Linked DNA regions of Homo sapiens: region 1 is linked to region 2. The links are chromatin contacts, found by Hi-C in ENCODE. All regions are on one chromosome and are shown on one strand. Each heading gives the region's core, a stretch centred on a gene start or an enhancer-like site at or near the end of the contact. The rest is flanking DNA. Distances are from core to core; before and after follow the strand shown. Region 1 holds the start of CAPN5 (calpain 5). Region 2 holds the start of CLNS1A (chloride nucleotide-sensitive channel 1A).

Region 1 (4,775 bases), core at 1,977-4,476, 570 kb before region 2:
CCTGAGGCTTGGTTCTGTCATCTGGAAAATGGACTAATCAGAGCTGCTGCAGAGGGCGGTTGTGAGAAATGGGAAGTGCACCTCCACATCAGGCCCTGCGATGGTACCATTAGATGACTCAGTTTACAAAAACTGACCAGCAGGATCCCGGGCCAGAGCATCATCAAAGTCCCACCTTTTCCCCAACCTTGTTGGGCAGATCTGGCTCTTCCTGGCCTATCTTGGGGACCTCTCTCTCCCCCAAGAGCAGGGCCAATGCTCTCTCCACCCGGCCACCAGGGTGGGTGTCCTGGGCAGGTCACTCTCGCTAGGCCTCTTTCCTCACCTGTCGGAGAAGGTGGAGCTGCTGGAGATGATTAAAGGACTGGGCCCTTCCAGTGCTAACCTGCTAGGGTGGCTGGGCTTCTCACTGGCCATGAGTGCATGTCTCTGCTTCTGGGACTCAATGTCTTCACAAAATGAGGGGCTGGGCCAGATGACAATAACACCAGCTAGCACATGCTGAGCTCTTACTCCAAGCAAAGGGCAACCATGAGGGCTCCGTATGTCCCGGCCCATTTAATCCCACAACAACTCCATGGTGCGACTGTTGCTATGCTGGCTTTATAGGAGAGGATACTGGCACAGTGAGGTTGGGTCACTTGTCTGAGGTCACTCAGCTAATATGAGCCCAGGCAGAGCCCATGCTTGCAACTACTGCACAATACCCTCTTGTGGCTCCAATGCTTTGAGATACAGAAGGGGGTCTGAGCATCCTCTGAACCCCACTGTTTTGTGGGCTGAGGCAAACATGCCTTCTCAGACACAACCCCAGCCCCACCTTGGAACACATGGGAGTTGCCCAGCCCAGAGACAATGCTGCCCAGTATCCTACACAACCGGGCCTTTATCGATCCCCGTGACTTGCCTGTACCTGGTCATCACACACTCCAGCTAGAAGCCCATTTTACAGACAGGGAAAAGGATAGAGGACCTGCCCAGATCACACAGCCAGTAACTGGCAGAGTGAGGACTGGAGCCCAGATCTACTTGGCTCTACCAAGTGCTGCTGTCTTCCTGACAATGACCCTTGGCCTCTGCCCTCCAGGAACTTTGGCCTTGCAGGGGAAACCTTGGCCCCACCAGCAACTCTGAGAGACGCAGCCTGAGAAGGGCCATAGGTGAGGGGTGGATGCTGAGCAAGGGAGCTTTGGGATGCTGCAGCACAGGGAGGAAGGAAGAGTCCTTCAGACGGCCACAGATCAGCACGGGCATGGTTTCAGGTGGGGAGAGTAGAGCCCCTGAAGTGACTTTTGAAGGGCTGGTGAAGCTGCTGCTCCCAGTACAGGGCATGGAATAAGGTTAGGGGAGATGGGGGAGTCAGATGGGGTGCAGTCTTAGAACACTCTTCTATGGGTGGCGGGTCTCAGCTGCATATGTGAAAGTCTTCTTTGGTTGGATAGGAGGCTCCTGAGGGGGCTGGGGCTACTCTTAAGGGAGAAGCATCTGGGTGGCCTGGGACAGAGGCAGGGAGGTTGGGGAGAAGCTAGAGAAGTCCAGGTGACTGAGAGTGAGGTGAGGCAGAGACTCCTCTTAGTGGAAATAAAGGAAAATCATGAGTCTTTTCAGGGGGAATTTCAGGCAGCTAGCTAGCTTTGAGAAGTAAATGAGCACCTTGACAAGCAAGAAGGTAATTGAAGCTTCAAACAAGGGCCACCCAAATAAGTTAGAGCCACAAGATGTCTGGTTCCCTATAGAAACTAAAGATAACATCTTGACCTATGTCCCTGAATTGTTTTTCACAGCTGTCACTTAGGCCTCAGATAAGGGGAAACTGAGGGCTGTTCTTTAAATTTCTTCCCAAGGGTTCTGTAAAGAGTCACACCCATAAGCCAATGCTTAACTCTCCTATCTGTGGACCCCAGGTTTTTAGACAGTCTTGCTTCCTAAGCCAATTGCAAATCACAGAATCTCTGAATCCACCTATGACCCTGCCTCAAAATGTCTCACCTTTTTGGGCCAAGCCAATGTATAGCTCCAGAGTATTTATTTATGACTTTGCCTATAACCTCTGTCTCCCCACCTTTAAAAAGCCTTACATGTAAACCATTGGGGAGTACGGGTCTTAAGCATTAGCCGACCTATTCTCCTTGCTTGGCACCCTGCAATAAATGCCTCCCTTTCTGCCGCTGCAAATCCTGGTGTCAGTGTTTGGCTTTGCTGCACTGGGTGGGCGGACCCAAGTTTGTTTCGGTAACACAAGAGGTTGACGAAATCATTAACTGAGACTTCGAAACAAATTGGAGGCGGAGAATGAACGGGCCTGAGACGCTCCACCAGCGAGTGGGCCGATGGGCTCATCAGATCAGATGGGCGTCTGTCCTGCTGCCTCAGGGCGGGGGGTGGTGGCACCCCTGAGCTCCTACTGTAGGCAAGAACTAGTCACTCCTAAACCTTCTCTATCGGATTCCCCAAGCGGCCTGGGGTGGGTAGAGATTATAGTCCCCGTTTTACAGATCAGGAAATGCAGGCTCCGTGCCATCCCAGGGCATTCCGGTAGCCAGTCACGGACAGAGAGTCAAACATGAGCCCGAGCCCGGGAGCCCATGGCAGCACGGGATTAAGTCCTCAACACGGGCCGGGGTCAGTTTTCCCATCTGACAGAGGCCCTCTGCTGCTCACAGGGGCCTGGGCTCCCACTTCTCCATCCGAACACTTGGGATGGATGTGAAGGTGGAGCCCGGAAAGGGAGGGGCGCCGCCCACCAAGTCCTGGTTCTGGCAGGCACCCTGGCCCTTGCGGGTCCTCGGTACTACACGCCGGCCCCAAGTCAGCCGCGGCCCCGGCCCGCCCTGTGGGGGCTGAACCCCAGCCCCGGCCCGATCCCTCACGGTGCAGCCAGCCCTTGGGAGGCTGCCCATGGGGATGCGCACCAACCGCAGACAGATAGGCTGGGAAGGAGAGAGAACGAGGGCCCGACCGAGCCGGTAGAGGCGGTGGGTGCCGCTAGGGGCCCCAAGTCCGCGTTCAACACAGGGGCTGGAATGAGACCGCTCCTCTGAGCGGCCGCCCACCGCACCAGTGCGCATGGGCGCACCCGGCCACCGGGCCGCCCACCCCGCCCCACGGGAGACCACGCCTCCGGCTCGCAACGGGCAAATGGGCGGAGGCCGCGGGCGGGGCGGGGCGGAGCCGGGCCCAGCTGGCCGAACCCGGGGAATGCGAGCGCCAGCCCCCGCCGCAGGCCAGTCCCAGCTGGATCTCCGGCCAGAGCCCGAGGCTGCTGCGCCGGGCGGCTGCAGCCTCCGCTCCAGCGCCCGCGCCGTGCCCTGCATCCCGGGAGCCCGGCTGGACCCGCGGCGGCTCGGCCGGTAGGAGGCGGGCGGAGGGAGGCGTGTGCTTCTGTGTGTGTGTGTGTGTGTGTTTCGGGGGGGTGTGTGCGGGTGCAGCGCGGGCCAGTGATTGCTCCGGGACCACGAATCAGTGGAGGGGGCTGCACCTCCCGCGGGCCCGGGGGGAAAGGAAGTGAGCGCTGGCTGGGGGGCGGGGTCCTGGAGCATCCGCCTGGGCCCCCTCGGCTCGTCCCCACCCCCACCCCCGGCGAGGAGTCTTTTTTTCACCTCCCTCTGGGTGTCTCCGAGTCGTTTTCCTAGTGCGGACGCGCTGGAAGCGCCTAACACCCGGGGCTAGACTGTCACTTCCTCTCATCTTCCTTACAGTTCCCCCCTTCTCTTCCCTGCTTAACCCCCCTTTCATCCCTGCAATCCACCAACCCCTTCTGGGTGCTCCACCACCCAGGCCTGGGGAAGGGGCAGGGCCGAGGCTCCTACTGCCCCAGCCTATCCGCTTCTTGGCACTACTCCCCAGGTTGAAAGGGGGCTTTTCTCCTTGACTGCAGGGCGGGCGCACGTGTGTGTGTGTGTGTGTGTGTGTGTGTGTGTGTGTGTTGCGGGAGTGTGGGGGAGTGGTCTGGGAGGGAATGGATCTTTGTTTCTCAGACCTCAGAGTTCCCACCTCTGTTCCTTTGCGTTGGGGGTCTCGGAAGACTGGCCTAGGGGACCAGAGGCGAAATAGGACAAAAGATCATTAACAGGTGCGACGTTCTCTCTCCCAGTCATTTCATGTGGTGGGATTCACCCCCAAGTTCCATACAGATCAGAAGAGTGGGGCACAGAGAAGCGAAGTCAGCTGCCCTCTCAGGATTGCTGAGCCAGAATTTGAACCCGGGTCCGCCTGGCTCTCATCCCAGAATCTTCTCCCTACACCTGTGGTTTAGAGAGAAAAGTACTGAGGGCGACTATCCCAGGACTCAGGGGAAAGAGAGATCTGGGCAGACTTCTTGGAAGAGAGGGGCTTACGGGTGAGGCTCAGCCAACTCAATGAGTCTGAGGCCTGCTGGGGGAACCACTGTGTTTTGCAAGGATTGACACCTCCCAGGGTCCTCGGGCTGGTCCTTGCTCCTGTCCCCAGGGTCTGGGGGTGGGGTGGTGTGGCTGCCTTTGCCTCCTGGGCAGGGTATGGTGGGCCCAGCTGCTGCTGCAGGCCAGGTCAGGCTAGTTGCCAGCACACAGAGGTGCTCAGGCGGGGTCTTTGCCCTGAGGAGCCTCTCTTCTGACAAGACAGGCAGTGGGTCCACAGATAAGGCCCTGTCCAGAGTTGTACCCAGTGCTGGGAGCACAAGACAGGGACTGATGGGTGCCCGGGAGCTGGGGATGAGTTCACTTGCAGATTCGTTGGGGCTGGGTCTTGAAATCCACCAAGCAGAAAAGAAAAGGCAGGTCATTGCAGCCCCAAGG
Region 2 (4,464 bases), core at 719-3,218:
CAATTATCAAAGATCTCCTTGTCAATACTCAATATATGCTCTTCACATTTTGTTTTGACTGCTCCTTCCTCCTTTCTCAAGTTTCTTCTTTCATGACCCACCCGTCGGCGTATCCCTAGGGTTCTACACTTGGTCCTCTTCTCTTCTGAGATATCTAATCCATTTCCATGAGTATACACTAACACTTTAACGACCTCCAAACATCTCTCTTTAATACCACTTTCCCAAGATACACATTCTTTTTTTATTTTTATTTTTTTTTTGAGACAGGGTCTCACTCTGTCATGCAGGCTGGAGTGCAGGGGCACAATCACGGCTCACCGCAGCCTCGACCTCCTGGGCTCAGGTGATCCTCCCACCTCAGTTTCCTGAGTAGCTAGGACTACAGGCCGCCACCATGCCTGGCTAATTTTTGTATTTTTTGTAGAGACTGGGTTTCGCCATGCTGCCCAGGCTGATCTCAAACTCCTGGGCTCAAGCGATCTGCCTGCCTCAGCCTCCCAAAGTGCTGGGATTACAGGTGTGAGCCACCGCGCCCGGCCCAACACGGTCATATGTACAACTACTCCACACATGTCCTGACCAAACTCATTATCTGCCTCTCACCTCAATCTTGCTTTTCCTCCCATCCATATGTCCTATCTCAGTTTCTGGCCTGAAGCCTAAACCTTGTTCAATGTCTAAATTTCCCTTTAAAGCAGAGGTTCTTTACAGTTTTTGTGCTCTGGATTCTGTAGTAGGCAGAATTTTGGCCCCACGACCTTCACTTTCTGGTGTCATGCGGGTGAATATGTTATATTACACAGCAAAAGGGACTTCACAAACGTAATTAAGGTTACCAGTCGACAGTAACATAGGGAGATTATCCTGGATTTTACAGGTGGTTCCAAAGTAATCACATGAGCTCTTAAAAGTAGAGAATTTTCTCTGGCTGTAGACAAGTGATGGAGCAAAAGGGGAAGCAACACATATCTGAAGGGCAGGAAAGATTCGATGTGTCATTACAGGCTTCAAAATAAAGAAAACTGCATGTCAAGGAAACAGGGACCTCTGTTCTACAACCACAATATTTACGGTAGATCTATCTGACTGTCAAAATACCAAAGTGCTCCACGTGGCCAAATAAAAGGGCAATTCCTTCCAGGACCCCAAAACGGGAGTCTGGTCCCTCTGCATATGACCCCTGTCTGTGTCGAGTTAAGGGTGTTCCTCTCCTTACTATACCTACAGAAGAAAATCTTTATTGTGTAACCAAACTTTAAAAGTCCTCCACAGTCGGCTCTGAAACTACGTATCCCAGAGAGGGGAACATCTCCTGCATCTGTTCATCCGGAAAGACAGGCACACTTCAGACCCTTAAAACCAGACCGTGCGTTAAGGGCAACGCACGCGCCAGACCTCCAGTAAATAGGCGAGTTAAAAAAAAAAAAAAAAGAAAATAAAAGAAAGAAAGAAAGAAAAGAAGAAGAAAGAAAGAGAGAAAGAGACAGAGAAAGAGAAAGAGGAAAAAAAGAAAAAAAAAAAAAAAAAGCACAATCCATAAGGGGAAATTCCGGCCGGAGAAAACAGAGAATGGAAGACTCCGGAGGAGTACTAGAAAAATCGAGCCTTCCACCCGCTACAGGTATCCCTGAGGCGTCGGGCACGAGACCCCGCTCCCAGCAGGCCTCCAGGCCGCCCCTTGCCCGGCTCCTTCGCACCGCCTGCTCCAGCAAGGAGGAGGGCGGCGCGCAGGAGGCCAGCGCTGGGGACCAGGAACCCTACCTCTCAGCGATGTAAAGGGTACCAGTGCCGAGGCCCTTCCCGTTCAGCACAGCCTCAGTGTCTGGCTGCTGCCGCAGGAGCCCCTCCGCTGGCCCAGGCGGCGGGAAACTTTTGAGGAAGCTCATAGCAGCAGAGTGCGGCAACACAGGCCCTGAGGGAGTTGGAGCACAGCAATGCGTGCACCACACCGCCCGCCCTGGAAGAGGCAGTCACCCCGGAAGAACAACTTAGTCTGCCCCGGAATCTGAACGCCGTCGACCATAGAGATGAGACATTCTAGGAAAAGCGGCGGAGGTCGGCTAAGAACGTGTGGAGTTTGACCGCGCAACACCCTTCCCCTTCTTCCTCGCCATTTCTGAGGCTTTGGGCTTCAATAACTGAGGGTTCTGTGGGAAGTCCCTCAGGATTGTCACAGTGAAACCACCACTGCAAAATTATAACTGAGACACTGAAAGCGATCTGACCTACCCAAATCCATGTTGTTTCTAACCTCCAAACTGTCCTTGTTCATTGCTGGATATAGGCTGAACTAACTTTGGGAGGAACTTAGTTTACAGTTTGAAGTTTAAAACAAAGATGATGACAGCCTTTTCCCAAAACAAACTTCCTTCTTGCCTGGGGACTGGACTGCCTTTGTAGGACTAACAAATCAGCCACAAGATTAGAAATTATGGTTTAGATTAGAAATTACAGCTGCAAGCTACAAGATTCTGACCCTCCCTAAACTGCACCTAAGATCGGTGCTTGAGATATGTTGCAGACCCTGCACTTGATGGATCAGCTGGCACCACCAGATGGATAAACTGGCTATGTGATCTTGTGCCCCCTCCCCACCAACCCAGGAACTGACTCAGCGCAAGAGGACAGCTTCAACTCCCTGTGACTTCATCTCCCACCCAACCAATCAGCACTCTTGACTCACTGGCCTTCCCCAACCTGCCAAATTATCCTTAAAAACTTGGATCCCTGGCTGGGCGCGGTGGCTCACGCCTGTAATCCCAGCACTTTGGGAGGCCGAGGCGGGCGGATCACGAGGTCAGGAGATCAAGACCATTCTGGCTAACATGGTGAAACCCCGTCTCTACTAAAAATACAAAAAAATTAGCCGGGTGTGGTGGCAGGCGCCTGTGGTCCCAGCTACTGGGGAGGCTGAGGCAGGAGAATGGCGTGAACCCGGGAGGCAGAGCTTGCAGTGAGCCGAGATAGCGCCACTGCACTCCAGCCTGGGCGACAGAGCGAGACCCCGTCTCAAAAAAAAAAAAAAAACAACAAAAAACAAAAAACAAAAAAACTTTGATCCCTGAATGCTCTGGGAAACTGATTTGAGTAAAAATAAAACTCTAGGCCGGGTGCAGTGGCTCATGCTTGTAATCCCAGCACTTTGGGAGGCCGAGGCGGGCAGATCACGAGGACAGGAGATCGAGACCAGCCTGGCTAACACGGTGAAACCCCGTCTCGACTAAAAATACAAAAACAAAATTAGCCGGGCGTGGTGGCAGGTGCCTGTAGTCCCAGCTACTCGGGAGGTTGAAGCGGGAGAATGGCGTGAACCCGAGAGGCGGAGCTTGCAGTGAGCCGAGGTCGCGCCTTGGCACTCCAGCCTGGGCGACAGAGAGAGACTCCGTCTCAAAACAACAACAACAAACTCTAGTCTCCTGCACAGCAGCTCTGCGTGAATTACTGTTTTTCTGTTACAATTTCCATCTTGATAAATCAGCTCTGTCTAGGCAACAGGCAAGGTGAACCCATTGGGCCATTACAGCAGCAACCCTGTTACAACCCTGTAACCCAGTTACATACAACCCTGTTGTAACTGCCCAATGGGATCACCGTGCCTGCTGCTTAGACAGAGCCTATTTATCAAGACAGGGGAATTGCAATAGAGAAAGAGTAATACACCGGTGGCAATGGCTCACGCCTGTAATCCCAGCATTTTGGAGGCCGAGGCGGACGGATCACCTGACGTCGGGAATTCGAGACCAGCCTGACCAACATGGAGAAACCCCGTCTCTACTAAAAATGCACAATTAGCCTGGCGTGGTGGCGCATGCCTGTAATCCTAGCTACTCGGGAGGCTGAGGCAGGAGAATTGCTTGAACCCGGGAGGCGGAGGTTGCGGTGAGCCGAGATCACGCCATTGCACTCCAGCCTGGGCAACAAGAGCGAAACACTGTCTCAAAAAAAAAAAAAAAAAAAAAAAAAAACAAAGAGAGAAAGACTAATACATGGAGTCCCTTGCCAAAGGATGCATAGGACATAGAGACCACTCATCTGGAGCTCAGAAGTCTCCCAACTCGGTTATGATGTTCTGATCTGGCCACCCCGTCCCCATCTCCTGGGACTGTTCACATCTCAGGTATACACAACCAAGTAGCATACATCAATCTAGGTCCTTATACTGCCCTAGTGCACAAGCCACGTCCCCACGTGTCAGGTGGGCAGATAAGTATAAAGGGTTAATAAGGGCAGGGTGAAGAGCTAGCTACATCAGTAAGGAGCTGGGGCACTGACTGGAAAGGAATTAATCCACCAAAATTGCAATTGATGTTTTGTTTCTTCGTTAGGCACTAAAGAGTATAGTAGTAATAGGAAGAAAGACTTCCAAAATCGTCATAATGGTAGCTAAAGTTAACGAGTGTTCTGTGCCAGGCTCTCTTCCAGGCACTTTACCTGCACTTTGCTTGCATCATCTCTTCATTT

Evidence for each region. Hi-C counts contacts between places; a loop is a spot of excess contacts on that map. Pooled maps may share reads with other maps.
Region 1: a loop to region 2 is called in a map of CD8-positive, alpha-beta T cell, with 4 times the contacts of the local background. The contact joins the promoter of CAPN5 here to the promoter of CLNS1A in region 2. A Hi-C loop is called at or near these places in 1 of 168 maps with a recorded cell type or tissue (CD8-positive, alpha-beta T cell) and 3 of 50 pooled maps.

What each region holds. Positions count from the first base shown.
Region 1 is chr11:77,063,745-77,068,519 of GRCh38, forward strand. It overlaps CAPN5 (calpain 5), which reads left to right and starts at 3,227. Exons shown (of 13, transcript NM_004055.5): 1 at 3,227-3,350. RefSeq lists an enhancer at 2,386-2,886 and a silencer at 2,743-3,432.
Region 2 is chr11:77,635,826-77,640,289 of GRCh38, forward strand. It overlaps CLNS1A (chloride nucleotide-sensitive channel 1A), which reads right to left and starts at 1,969. Exons shown (of 7, transcript NM_001293.3): 1 at 1,765-1,969. The coding sequence starts at 1,889. LOC107984369 (a long non-coding RNA gene) reads left to right here and starts at 3,983. Exons shown (of 3, transcript XR_001748072.1): 1 at 3,983-4,120. RefSeq lists enhancers at 1,697-2,216, 1,871-2,110.